Linked DNA regions of Homo sapiens: region 1 is linked to region 2. A link is a contact called in ENCODE Hi-C or POLR2A ChIA-PET data. All regions are on one chromosome and are shown on one strand. The core of a region is the stretch at or near the end of the contact, and the rest is flanking DNA. Distances in the headings are between cores, read along the strand shown.

Evidence for each region. A loop is a pair of places that touch in the nucleus more often than their neighbours do. ChIA-PET counts read pairs that join two places held with the same protein, here RNA polymerase II (POLR2A). Pooled maps may share reads with other maps.
Region 1: a loop to region 2 is called in a map of HepG2, with 2.2 times the contacts of the local background. The contact joins two enhancer-like sites. A Hi-C loop is called at or near these places in 14 of 168 maps with a recorded cell type or tissue (Caco-2, GM18951, HepG2 and 9 more), 9 of 37 single-sample maps with no recorded cell type and 28 of 50 pooled maps. POLR2A ChIA-PET finds 5 or more read pairs at or near these places in 15 of 52 experiments (A549, AG04450, CD4-positive, alpha-beta T cell and 12 more).

The regions. Positions count from the first base shown.
Region 1 is chr6:35,397,965-35,405,175 of GRCh38, forward strand. The region is part of intron 2 of PPARD (peroxisome proliferator activated receptor delta); the gene reads left to right. Among named protein-coding and RNA genes, the nearest start is that of FANCE, 51 kb to the right of the region's middle. Within about 2 kb of position 3,632, at least 9 of the 41 ENCODE cell types and tissues checked have a DNase peak (open chromatin) inside an H3K27ac peak, as active enhancers do; they include HCT116, PC-3 and PC-9, where a contact is called at or near this core.
Region 2 is chr6:35,363,787-35,371,015 of GRCh38, forward strand. The region is part of intron 2 of PPARD (peroxisome proliferator activated receptor delta); the gene reads left to right. Among named protein-coding and RNA genes, the nearest start is that of PPARD, 25 kb to the left of the region's middle. RefSeq lists enhancers at 6,574-6,823, 6,854-6,933. Within about 2 kb of position 4,450, at least 10 of the 41 ENCODE cell types and tissues checked have a DNase peak (open chromatin) inside an H3K27ac peak, as active enhancers do; they include HCT116, PC-3 and PC-9, where a contact is called at or near this core.

The DNA.
Region 1 (7,211 bases), core at 2,382-4,881, 33 kb after region 2:
CGCTGCAAAGGCCCACTGAAGGCAGGATATGCCTGCTGTGTCGAGACCAGCAGGAGGCCGTGTGCCTGGTACTTAATATACCAGAAGGAGTGGAGCAGGCAGGGGTACCAGTTCCAGAAGGACTTGCTGGCAGGTATTAAGATGGGCTTTTTCTCTGTGATAGGAAGCTCCAGGAAGGATTTGATCACAGGAGGGACAGAATCTGAATTGTATTTTAGAAGGATCACTTTGACTGCTGTACAGAGAGTGGGTGGTGAGGTGGGAGGCAGAAGCCAGAAAGCCAGTTAGGAGGCTGTTAAGTAATCCAGGCAGGAGATGGTGTTGGCTGGGACCAGGGTCATAGCAGTAGAGGTGGTGAGAAGTAATTAGATTCCGTATATTTATTAAAGGCAAAGCCAGCAAGATTCCTTGACTCTAACTTAAAGGTTGGAGTTGTCATTTACTGAGATGAGAGAGACCATGGGGGGAAGGTAAAGGGCTCGGTTTTGGATGTGTTAGGCTTGTGCTGCCATTGGACATCCGTGTGGAGGTGTCAGAGAAGCTGGCCTGGAGAAATAAATTGGGGAATCATCAGCATACTGAAGGCATTGGAAGGCACAAGCTGGCATAAGATCAGAAAGAGATGGAGCGTAGATGGAGAATGAAAGAGACCTTTAGAGATTAGGAAGAAAATTACTGACTGAGACCAACAAAGTAGATTGATACGGAGCAGCCAGTGATATCAGAGCAAAACCTGGGAGGAAGCCAAATGAAGAGAAGGCGTAGAGGAGGAGGGATCGAGCAGTCATATCACTATCACATGCTATCGTGGGTCAAGTAAAATAAAGATCATAAGTGTTACCGAAAGTTTCAAAGTACAGTGACATTGGCCAGGCGCGGTGGCTTATGTCTGTAATCCCAGCACTTTGGGAGGCCAAGGTGGGTGGATCACTTGAGGTTATGAGTTCAAGATCAGCCTGGCCCACATGGTGAAACCCTGACTCTACCAAAAAATATAAAAATTAGCCGGGCGTGGTGACGCATGTCTGTAGTCCCAGCTATGGGAGTCTGAGGTGGGAGAATTGCTTGAATCCAGGAGGCAGAAGTTGCAGTGAGCTGAGATCGAGCCATTGCACTCCAGCCTGGGCAACAGTGAGACCCTGTCCCCCAAAAAAAAGGCCGGGCGTAGTGGCTCATGCCTGTAATCCCAGCACTTTGGGAGGCCGAGGTAGGCGGATAACTTGAGGTGGGTTCAAGACTAGCCTGGCCAACGTGGTGAAACTCCATCTCTACTAAAAATACAAAAATTAGCTGGGTGTGGTGGCAGGTGCCTGTAATCCCAGCTACTCTGGAGGCTGAGACAGGAGAATCACTTGAACCGGGGAGGCAGAGTTTGCACTGAGCTGAGATCGTGCCACTATACTCCAGCCTGGACGACAAAGTGAGACTCTGTCTCAAAAAAAAAAAAAAAAAAAACAAAGGCTGGGTGCAGTGGCTCATGCCTGTAATTCCAACACTTTGAGATGCCAAGGCGGGAGGATCACTTGTGATCCGGGAGGAGTTCAGTTCAAGACCAGCCTGGCCAACATGGTGAAAACCCATCTCTACTAAAAATACAAAAATTAGTTGGGTGTGGTGGCATGAATCTGTAGTCCCAGCTACTCTGGAGGCTGAAGTAGGAGGATCACTTGAGCCTAGGAGGTGGTTCAGTGAACTGAGGTCACACCTGCACCCCAGCCTAGTGACAGAGCAAGACTCTGTCTCAAAAAAATCACCTACCACCCTCTTCATACAGGGGAACTTTCTTCTATTCTTTTTCTAGTCATTTTCATGAGAATCATGATCTTTATGTAAATTCGTATTGTATTTTTCACTTATGTTATTAAATATTCTATGAAAACATGAGTTTAATGACTAGGTAATACTCAGTTGTCTGGGTGTGCCCTAATATATTTAACCATTCCTCTATTATTGGGCATTGGGCCATTTCTGATTTTTTGTTATTATAAATAACATTGCAGTGAACAGCTCAGTGTTTTCCTATAAGGGGAAGTATAGGGTCAAAGAACGTGAACGCTTTTAGGTGAGACTTGAACTTGAGATCCCTGGGTTCTCCTGGACAGACCGACCAATCACAGCTTAACTGTGGGATTTTTCCATGTCTCCTCTCTCCCTGGGAAGGTTGAGAAGTCTCTCTGCCCTGCAGATCCCTATTCCTGCCTCCCCGCTGCAATTGCACGTCCCATTTCTCCTGGGCCAGTCAGAGTTTCATTGCCTCTCATGGGGCCTGCTGGCCACCCACTCAGTGGCTGCCCTTCTCCTTACCACCAGCCTTCGTCCCCTCACCTAGAGCATTCACAGGCGAGCAAGAGCCAGTCAGAGCTTCCCTCAGAGTAGGGGGTGTAGTGATAAATGAAATAGCCCTGCCTTCACTCATCTCACTGGGTCGATTAAGTGATGTGTGATGTACCTGAAAGCACTTCAGGAACTTAAGAGTCTCATGCTCTACCAACTGAGCTAGCCAGGTGCCCTTAAAGGGCTGTCCTAGTCTTAATTGTTTGTAAAGAAATAGGTAGCTGGGCATGGTGGCTCACACCTGTAATCTCAGCACTTTGGGAGGCTGAGGCGGGTGGATAACCTGAGCCCAGGAGTTCGAGACCAGCCTGGGCAACATGGCAAAACCCCGTCTCTACAAAAAATACAAAAATTTGCCAGGCGTGGTGGTGCACACCTGTGGTCCCAGCTACTCAGGAGGCTGAAGTGGGAGAATCACCTGATCCTAGGAAATCGAGGCTGCAGTGAGCTGTGATTGTGCCACTGCACTCTAGCCTGGGTGACAGGGAGATCTTGTCTTAAAAAAAAAAAAAGAAAAGAAAAAGGTATAAGTGGTGGTGTCCACATTGTAACCACAGAGCCCCTAAAGCAGGGCTGTTGACCTATGGTTGGCATCCTGGTCACAAGAGCTCTGTGTCAGATGTGTGAGGGGCTTGGGTGTAGTTGTCAAGCCTGGGAATGTGGCTGTTAGTATCGATTGGCCTCATGCCAAGCAGTGCCAAGCGCCACGTCTGCTCCCCAGATACCTGTGTTTGTATGTGTGTGTCATAGTCGGGAATCACTGAGACCAGGACCTCTGGGAGGCTGAACCCTGGGAGGGCAGAGCAGGAACAGGCCTTGGAGATGATCTAATTCTGACATTTTACTCAGTGAGGACACAGGTGGGGCAGCCAGAGAGGTACTCAGCTCTGAGTCAGGGCCCCATCCCTCAACTCCTCAGCCTGAGTCTTCCCAGGAACACAACAGGCAGCTGCTTCCCAGACCTTGCAGGGCTCCAGGTGGCCTTCCCCTCCTGCCGACTCCCTTGCCAGGTTTGCTGTAACTATTGCTCCTCCGAGCCTGGCTGAAATCATCTTCAGTCTGTTATCACCTTCAGTCTGTTCTCATCTTCAGTCTGTTCTCCACAGCAGCCTGAAAAGTCTTTGTAAAAATGCAGCTCTGTTCCTCCCCATCCTCTTCATAACCCCCTTGGCTCTCTGCTCCTCCCAGAATAAATACCCACATCCTCAGCTTACCCTTCAAGACGCTGAGTGACCTCTAGCCACAGCCCTTCTCTCTACCCACAGACAGCCCAGGTCCTCATTCCTTGGGCCTTTTCACATCACTGTTCCCATCACCCTGGAATCCCACTCAGCCTGCCTGGGCCAGAGGCTACGTAAGGTCCTCAGGAAAGCGTCTCCTGGCCACTCGCACCTGACTCATGTGCTCTGAGTGCCACACCTTGCTTGGCATTTGTCCTTCATAGCCCTGGTCATTGCTGGCTAATGTAGCCTGGCACATGGTGGTAGGTACTTGACAAATATTTGTTGAACAAGTGAATGAAACCAGCTGGCAGGGACCAGAAGGGCAGAGGGGCAGGGACAGTGTCCACAACCATAGCCCCTGTGGTCTTAGCTGAGAAGGGCTCTGGCTCGGTCTCTGGTGAGTCTCTCTGCTGGCCGGCAGAACCACCCTACCCTGGAAGCCCTCTCCATGTAGTGTGAGGGGTCTCAGGCCCATTCAGGCTTCAGTAGGAGAGATCTGGGTCTCTTCTGGGACCTGAGCAGGCCTTTCCTTTACCTCGTTGGCATCTCTCAGCATTTTATTTGGTTTTAAAAATGTCTCCCCCTTCCCCCGACCAACCCCAGATTATAAAGGTATCCCACGCTCACTGTGAAGAAATTGGATAACATAGGAAAATATAATTAAGAAAATCGAAATCACCTACAGCTCCACCCCTCAGAGAAAAGTACCCTTAACATTTGTGGCCATGTCTTTTCAGTTTTGTTTTTATGCATGTGTATGTGCTTTGACATTGCTGAGCTTCTCTTTGTGAAAACCACAGATTTTTCGCAGTCTTCAGTGGCTGCGGTCAGAGGTGGTCAGCACGTTAGTGCTCCCAGTGGAGAGGTGATGCAGGGATCTGGGTGCCCCTTTCTCCCTACTGCAGGTGGGTGGGTGGGCACACCCAAGGCCCCCTTCTGTGGCAGCTTTCCTATCCCTGGTGAAGAGTACCCTCCTGTCTCTGGTCTCTTCTCCAGGACATTCTCCAGCCCTGGAGGCTGTTCCTAGGGGGCTGCCTCTTGGGGCAATGGGAAGAATTGTGGAATGCGTGGGTGGCCTCCTGGCTGTCTTTTCTCTGGTTCCAGCACTCTCTGAACAAAACCAGCCCCAGGCCACTCCTGGGGATTGGCCTCAGGTGACTCTCTGGGCTGACTCTGGCCAGCTAGAAGGCCACCCGGGCTTCTCCTGTGTCCTTAAGAGGGTGGGGTGACCTGGATTGGCAAATAGTAAGCAGAGAACACGGCAGAGTTGCTGGCCTAGAAAACCAGGTCACTAGGTCAGCACTTGGATTAATGATTGATAAGAAAGGTTGGGAGAGAATCAGCCAGACCCATTCTCCCATGACATCCCTCACTTCTGATCCCAAAAGCACCTGCCACGGAGACGGGGCAACCTCTGTCTTGTATCCAGAGGCTGCCCCTTATTCCGTTGCAGTATGGGAGGAAGGAGGTGACAGCAACTGGGTCACCTGCATGTGGGGCGAGAAGGGGAGGAAGGTTTAGGCCCTTCTCCCTGAAAAAAGAAGCATGTGCCCAGAGTAGGGGGCTCCCTGCCGGTTCTCTCCCCACAATTGATGGTGAGGCAGGGAACTGGGAAGTTCTGTCTGTGGAGGTCCCTTGGGTTTCAGCAGGCTAGCACATTTCTAGGACTGGAATATCACCATACAATCCCTTAACACAAGCCATGGGTGATAATAATAGCAGCAGCCACTGTGGTCCTTATTTGTAGGACCCTTACTATCTACCTGGCACTGTTAAGCAGTTACTGCATCGTTATTTATTCCACACAGCAGCCTCTCAGGTTAGGTGGTAGTATTCCAGTTTTAATGTCTTCCCCAAGTCATAGGATGGGAGGGATGAGCCAGGGTGTGAACCCAGGCCTGACTGAAGCCGGTGGAATTCACTTCTTTGGAGTATTGCATCTCGATGGCAGTAATATATGAAAACTGATACAGTGGCAAGTGCTACAACTCAGAATAGTGTGGCTAAGGCTCATGTTTTTAGTATATTTATTCATCCAGCAAACGTATGTTGAGGACCCACTAAATGCCAGGCACCGTGCCAGGTGCTGGGACCTACCTCAGTAAGATACAGGGCATTCTCTGGGAAACTGATAACATGGTGAGGCCAGAGCAGTTAGCAGACATTGCAGTTTGGTGTAGTGATTGCAGATCTGGAGGGCCCGGGTCAGGGTTGTGGTGAGAAGGAACAGAATGGAGCTAGTCCAGGAGAGCTTCCCGGAAGAGGAGGTGCAGACAGGTCGCGAAGGAGAGAAGGTTTTAGCTAGTGGAGGGGATGGCATTCAAGGCAGGTGCCAGTTCAAGCCTCCATGCTCAGGGAGTGATGTGGGATCATGAGGCACATAGGCAGGCAGAGCAGGAGGATAGGCCTGGAGAGGGAGGCAGGGACGAGAGCCTGTGGCTGTCTTCAGCACACAGGAGTCATTTTCTGGCAGTAATGTCCAGAAGGGCTTTGACCAAGGTGTTCTTGACAGAAACAGCTGGGGACTGGCAGCCAGACAGAGGATTCAGAGGTGATGGCTCCAGACTGAGACTAAGGAGCCCCAGCTGGGCAAGGACATGCCAGCTCCTGGTCCAGTCTTACCCAGCACCATATATGAGGCACACAGTAGAGTGGCTAAGACTTGAGCCAACCTGCCTTGACTCAAATCCTGCTTCTCTAGTTACTGTGTGACCTTGAGCCAATTACTTTGCCTCTCTGTGCCATAATTTCCACGTCAGTTAAATGGAGATGATAATAGTACCTGCCTCTTAGGGTTGTTGTGAGGATTACATTTGCCAACATACACAGAGCATGGTGTGTAATAAGTCCTTGGAGAAGGGAAGCTAGTACTATTGTGATGGAGGTGGTGATCCAGCTTAGGCTCTGGTACAGTAAGAAGGTCCATCAGGCTGTACCATGTGGCAGATGGAGCCCATGGAGGATGGAGGCCCCTGGCACACTGACTGTCCCCACTCATCCCCTGGGTAGGGCAGAAGTGTTCCCACACCGTACAGCCTGCCAGTGGGCATCAGGGAAACACCTGAGTCACCACGAGGAGTACGAGGCACTTGGGGGTTGCCCAGCTGACCAGGAGCACAGAGGGCTGCCCTGAAAGTGAGCCCCTCCCTACTCCTAGCAGAGACGGGGAAGGGAGACAACTGGACTTGGTGGGAAGGACTGGGCCCCAGGTGGCTTAGTTGCTCTGGCCCCAGACCAGGTCTCTCTAGAGCTCTGGGCCATTTGGGTTAAGCTTCTAACTACCACTGCCCATGAAATTCACCTGCCAATGGGCAATGGATGGAGTCATGCCCCTCCCTGCACCTAAGTTCTCTGAAGGGCTGAGTTTCTTCTTGGGGCCAGACAGTGGGTATTGGAATGGGAGCATGGGGGCTGCATGTGCACTGCAGGCTTTGTGTGTGTGTGTGTGTGTGTGTGTGTGTGTGTGTGTGTGTGTGTGTACACACATACATATATGTCAGAATTGGAATAGTCCAGGGGTTTGTTTTGCAAGAAATCCTTTTATTTTTATTTTTTGAGATGGAGTCTTGCTCTGTTGCCAGGCTAGAGTGCAGTGGTGTGATTTTGGCTCACTGCAACCTCTGTCTCCCTAGTTCAAGCGATTCTCTTGCCTCA
Region 2 (7,229 bases), core at 3,200-5,699:
GTGAGCAGTTTATTTTATTTTATATTCTACATATTTTTATAGCATAAAATTAAGATATAGTTCACATAACCAAATTCACCACTTTAAAGTGTGTACTTTGATGGTTTTTGTATATTAACTGTGTTTTATATATTATATTAAATTAATATATTTATATATTATATTAACGGTTTTATATATTATTTTAGCTGTGTTGTTTATATATTATATTAACTGTGTTCTATTAACCACTAATTCCAGGACACTTCTATCACCTAAAAAACCCTTTACCTGTCAGCAGTTACTCCATCCCTTGGCTGCTAATCTACTTCCCTTCTCTATGGCTTTCCCTATCCTGGACATTTCATATGAATGGAATTATATAATATGTAGCCTTTTGTGTCTGAACAATTTCACTTAGCATGTTTTCGAGGTTCATCCATGTTGTAGCATATAATAGTACTGTATTCCTTTTTGTGGCTGAGTATTCCATTGTGTGTATATATTCCATTTTATTTATTGGTAAATTGGTGGACATTTGGGTTGTTTCCATTTTTTGACTGCTGTGAACATTCATGTACAAGCTTTTGTGTGGACATATGCTTTAGGTTCTCTTGGGAATATACTTAGTGAAATTGCTGGGTCATATAGTATTCCATGTTTAACTTTTTTTTTTTTTTTTTTTTGAGACGGCATCTTGCTCTGTTGCCCAGGCTGGAGTGCAGTGGCACGATCTTGGCTCACTGCAACCTGAACCTCCCTGGTTCAAGCAATTTCCCTGCCTCAGCCACCTGAGTAGCTGGGATTACAGGTGCATGCCACCACGCCTGGCTAATTTTTTTTTTGTATTTTTAGTAGAGACGAGGTTTCACCGTGTTGGCCAGACTGGTCTCAAACTCCTGACCTCAGGCAATCTCCCCGCCTTGGCCTCCCAAGTGTTACTCTTTGTTTTTTGTTTGTTTTTTTTTTTGAGACGGGGTCTCACTCTGTCTGGAGTGCAGTGGCGCGATTTCGCCTCACTGCAACCTCCACCTCCTGGGTTCAAGTGATTCTTCTGCCTCAGCCTCCCGAGTAGCTGGGACTACAGGCGCATGCCACCATGCCCAGCTAATTTTTTGTATTTTTAGTAGAGACGGGGTTTCACTGTGTTAGCCAGGATGGTCTCGATCTCCTGACCTTGTGATCCACCCGCCTCGGCCTCCCAAAGTGGTGGGATTACAGGCGTGAGCCACCGCGCCCGGCCCCAAGTGTTACTCGTTAGGCAGATACCTGATACCTGTCTGCTATACTCACTGGTCTGCACCTTGCTTCACTTATTATATCTTGGCCATCTTTGCATACCAGACATGTAGAGCTTCCTTATTCTTTTTTTTTTTTTTTTTTTTGAGATGGAGTCTCGCTCTGTCACCCAGGCTGGAGTGCAGTGGCGCGATCTCAGCTCACTGCAAGCTCCACCTCCTGGTTCACACCATTCTCCTGCCTCAGCCTCCCGAGTAGCTGGGAATACAGGTGCTTGCCACCACACCCAGCTAATTTTTGTGTGTGTGTGTATTTTTAGTAGAGACAGGGTTTCACCGTGTTAGCCAGGAAGGTCTCGATCTCCTGACCTCATGATCCGCCCGCCTCGGCCTCCCAAAGTCCTGGGATTACAGGTGTGAGCCACCACGCCCAGCCCCTCATTCTTTTTTTTTTAACAGTTGGCTCATCCATTGTATGGATGTGCCAGTCTCTTCTTTTTTTTTTTTAGACAGATTTTTGCTCTGTCACCCAGGCTGGAGTGCAGTGGCATGATCTCGGCTTACTGCAACCTCTGCCTCCTGGGTCAAGCGATTCTCCCGCCTCAGCCTCCTGAGTAGCTGGGATTACAGGCATGTGCCATCATGCCCAGCTGATTTTTGTATTTTTAGTAGAGACAGGGTTTCACTTTGTTGGCCAGGCTGGTCCTGAACTCCTGATCTCAAATGATTTGCTCATCTCGGCCTCCCAAAGTGCTAGGATTACAGGCGTGAGTCACCATGCACGGCCTGGATGTGCCATTCTCTTATTCATTGATGAATGTGCAGGTGACTTCTAGTCTTTTTTGGCAATGAATAACCTTGTCATTTTACACACAGATAAACAGATTGACAATGCTTCTGTGTGATAGGTGCAGTAATGGAGATAGACACTGGGGAACTAGGGAAGGCTTCCAGAGGATAGTTAAGAAAGGCTCAGGGTGAGTGAGCGCTGGTATCTGAGTGGGCCTTGCAGGCCTGGCAGAATTTCAGCAGGCTGAGATGTTGTAGGAAGGGCAAATATGACTGAAGAAAAGAACAACAGCTCAGGTGTGACAGGGGAAATGAAGAGTATTAGTTATCTATTCCTGCATAACAAATTACCCCAAAACTTAGTAGCTTAAAACACTATCTCGCAGTTTCTATGGGTTAGGAGAGATTTACACAAATATGTGAATACCAGAAGGTGAGGATTGTTGCCAGCCATTTTAGAAGGCTGACTCTAATAGCAAGTTGCAGTAAGGATAGGATTGGCCAAGGCAACAGATGGAGCCATGATTGTGGACAATCTTACATACTTAGCTGAGAGGTTGTCAGAGATTGATCTGAGAACAGTGTGAGCCATGGAAGGTCTTTGAGCAGGAGAATAATGTGATAGTTGCTATACAGGACAATTAATCTGATAGCATTTATGCTAGAGGGGTCAAAATGGAGAGAGATACACAGGCAGAGGCCTAGATTAGGAGATGGCTATAGTAGTACAGGTGAGAAATTCCTGGCCTGTAGTACTAAATACTTTTTTTTTTTTTTAAGACAATCTCACTCTGTCACCCAGGCTGGAGTGCAGTGGCATGATCTCGGCTCACTGCAACCTCTGCCTCCCGGGTTCAAGCAATTCTAGTGCCTCAGCCTCCTTAGTGGCTGTGACTACAGGCGTGTACCACCATGCCTGGCTAATTTTTCTATTTTTAGTAGAAATGGGGTTTCACGGTGTTGGCCAGGCTGGTCTTGAACTCCTGGCCTCAAGTAATCCACCCACTTTGGCCTCCCAAAGTGCTGGGATTATGGGCGTGAGCCGCTGCATCCGGCCTCTGTATTAAATACTTTAGCTGCATATTCTTTCTTCGAAATGACCACAAAAAGAAGGTATTACTGATTAATATGCATATGGTCTTGCGTATGGCCAGACTTATGACTTGCGTATGGTCATAAAGGTAGTAAGTTGCAGAGCAGCACTCAGACCTGCCTGGCTTTGATGACCGTGCCTTGATGGCACTGGAAGTGGAAAGGTGGGGGTGACTGGGGAGGTGAGGTTTTGTCCGTTCCCTGGATGCTAAAAGGAAATGGAGGAGTGTAAGAGGTTGATTCTTTGAACCTGGATGGCTGGGGCAAAGATAACACTGTAACAGGAAGAAGAGAGGCCGGAGGGAACACTGATGTGATGGGAGAAGGTGAGTGATTTGGGAACATGGGGCATTTGTTGGCAGGGTCCTTCCCAATTATAGGGCGAGTATAAATAGTTCCTGTGCTTTGTGTATGAAGAGGTACCCTTGGCCCAAAAAGACTCTAAATGTGGAAAAAGGATATGGTGGTGTGGTGGTGGTTTGAACATTGGGTTTGCGCAGATAGTGATGGTAACTGGCACTGGCCTGCGCTTCAGACTTTCACAGCCCGTTCACTTCTGTTGAAACTCACACAACCCTATTCAGGTTATCATCATTCCCTATCTGATTGATGAGGAAACTAAGGCTCAGAAAAATCCATTTGCTCAAGGAGAAACAGTGTTTCAGTTACCTACTGCTGTGTAACAAATCACCTGTGAAACTCAGTAGTTTAAAACAACCACCATTTATCCTTTCTCTTGATTGTGTGAATTGGGTCCAGATGCTTGGTTCTGCCCCACATGATGTCGGCCAAGCTTGCCCATTTGTCTGTGTTTAGCTGCACTGTAATGTCCAAGGCAGCTTCTCTTTGCATGGCCTCTAATCCTTCAAGAGTCTATCCTGAACTTCTTGCAGCATGGCATCTGGGGGCCAAGACAGTGGAAGCCAGTCGTGTTGAGGCCTGGGCTCACGTCCCAGAACATCACCTCAATCATGTTCTATTGGTCAGAGCTGTCACTGGGCCAGCCCAGATTCCAGGTTGGGAACTAGACGCCACCTCTTGATGGAAAGAGTGGCAAAAGGTTTGTAGCCATATTTAATCCACAGACAGCCGGTAGTGGATACCTGGATTTGAACCCAGATCTGTGTGACTCAGACTCACAGTCTGTCATGCCATACTGCATCCCTTTCTGCTTCTGGTTCCTTGGGAGTTGCAAAGCTTGCTGGCTCTTTTGTGTGGTTGGAGAGGGCTGATTTTTCTTGTGGTCTCCCACAGTGGAAGTTGTACTAGTCATCCCCCTTTTCACAGATGAGCATCCAAGATCACTGTGTCTTAGGGAACCTTCCAAAATAGGTTTGCTCTAGGGATTTGCTAGCTTCCCCCAAGCTTCAGCAGTGATAGCCAGACATGCATGGAATTTCCCTGTGGAGTTTCCCTTTCTGCGCTTAGTGGCCTTTTGATGCACAGTGCTCACTGGGTGGGATTCCTGCTGCATTGTAGCCAGATGTGGAGGCTAGCCCTATTTTGAGTTATCCCAGATGGTATCCAGCCCAGTGAGTCCCATACTTGACTCAACTGGCATATTCACCAGGGAGTTTTGGGGAAAATGTAGATTCCTGGGCCTTCCTCATGCCTATTGAATTAGAATTCCCAGGGATGGCGTCCAGGAACCTGCCTTTAAAGCTCCCCATTGATTTGGGAGTACAGCCTGGTTGGGAAACCAATGACTTCCAGAGGCTGGCACCCTCCCTCAGCCCAGTCATTTCAGAAAGATGCCTTTGAAGTCACTGATCAGAGGAGGCCACATGGGAGAGAATGATTTGTCCAGAGGGCCTCACACTTCACAACCAGGAAGTGACTCCTGAAAGTGTCCAGGAAGTTTCTATTTGAATCTGCTCAAATCTTTGATGTTGTTTTGCATGCTTTGATAGTATCTGAGCTTTATGGTGGCCTCTGGGTGTTTTTCTTTGAAAGTGTTTGCAGAGAGTAGCAAGCTCTTCCAGCAGTCAGCAGACACTCCCTAACCAGGAGCTACTTGGTCTGATTTATTTGAAATATGAAATTCCTTTGCTTGGCTGTCTGGTTGGTATCTTTGGTGTGAAGAATATGACAACCCTAGAGATACCTAGGTTAGCACAGCAGTTGGACCTTTCTAGTCTTGTGCCTTGGACATACTTAAGGTACACTTGGAAAAGTAGATTTTAAAACCCTGGATAATTTGGTTTGCCAGTTAAATAAACTTCTATATTTTAGAATATTTGGAAAATAAAGATAAATATAAGGAAGACCATAAAATTACCTAGAACTTTCCTCTCAGAGAATTTCCACGGTTAATGTTTTGAATGGCTATTCATCCTTCCCCTCATGACCCTTCACACCCCCTCTTTTTGAAAACCATATTGAAGTCATATTGAATGTTACTTTTTAGCAGTTTTGTTGAGATGTAAGTCATAAAGTCCACCTGTTGACAGTGTGCAATTTGATGGTTTTTAGTATTTACAGAGTTGTACAACCATCACCACAATCTAGTTTTAGAACATTTTCTTAGTCCCAAAAAGACATCTTATAATCCATTAGCGTGCATTCCCGCCTCGATGCCCCATCCCGCCCTTACTCCAGCCCAAGACTACCACTCATCTGCTTTCTCTACGTACAGATTTACCTGTTCTGGACATTTCATATAAATGGGATCATACAATATGTGATCTTTTGTGATTGGCTTCTGTCACTGGACATAATCATGGTACTGTTTTGAAACCTGCTTTAAACATTTATATCCTAGCAATTTGAATATAGTTTTCAAGAATGCACTTTTAATAGCAGAGCGGTATTCATTCTTATGAGAATATCTAATCTTATTTAATCAGTCCTGCCAACAGACGTTTAGGTTATTTCTCATCTTTTGCTCTTATAGCCAGTGCTCTCTGCACTCAGAAATTATTTTGTTGATTTATTGGTTAATTGTCCGAATCTGTGACTAGAACAAAAGCTCTTTGAGAACAGTCACCTTCTCTGTCTCCCCTACTACTTGGCATAGTTCCTGGCACTTGGTAGGTATTCAGTTTTTAAAGGATGTGTATGTGTGTATATGTGCAAATTTTGAATGAATCAAAATGTAAGGATATTAATAAATGTTGCCATATTGCCAAATTCTAGAAAGTTGTACTAATTTACCCTCTCACTGCAGTATAAGGGTACCTGACTCCCTGTTCCTTTGAATCTGGGTTAATTTGTACAGGAAGTCCTGTGATCTTTTGAATGATGATATTCTCTGACCTGTCAACCAGTTAGTTTGGGAATTGATGCTGTCTGTGTCCTGACCCTGTCTGTGGGCCAGGAAGGGTCTGGCTGTTGGGAAAGATGGTGGTGTGTGGGAGCTCTAGCTGCCCGGGTCCTCATTGTGGCTCCGTGGTATTGTATCGTTTCCTGTTGCCCTTAGAAAGGCTGCATCGTGTTGTCTGGCCACTTCCTCTATTGTGTGCAGGCATGTTGGGGAGTGAGTAGAGTTGGGTGGATAAAGTATGTGTAAGAAGATACTGGTTATGGCTGCTGATTGGAGTGCCTTTTGAAGTCGTCAGGAGAGATGTCACTCTGGAAGTTCAGTGTCTTCAAAAATAGAAATGAAGAAATGCTTCCAGGAAGTCTGATGCAACTGGCCCAGTCTGCCCCCATCTGAGGGTGGTGGGCACCCACATGGCTGGTAAACGCTTCATGAGTCACCCACTGGCCACAGTCCCTGCTCCTCTCCACACACTTCCTGTCTGGAAAAGCCTGCTACCCGCCCATGGTGAAGAGTCACCCCAGAGAACTTGCCAGGGATGCAGGGCAGGTCTTCCCAGGTCACAGCAGCAGCCTCTCGCTCATGGGTTTCACAGCAGTTCTTCTCCCCAAGATGAGTTGTGGTAACTGCTTTTTAGATAAATATGTGGAATGGATGGTTGGGATTGGAAAAAAAAAGAGCGGCTAGATGGCAAGGCAGCTCTTGTGTGTAGCAGGGAGCTCACACGAGCCCCATGGTGGGGCAGTTAAGGCCCCAGAATTCACCTTCTCCAGCAGCTGGCTGCTCATTCTTTTCTTCTTCTCGTGGTTTTCCCATCACATTTCCCTTGGGGTTTCTTCCAGGCCTTCCCCTACTCACCCCACACCCTCTCA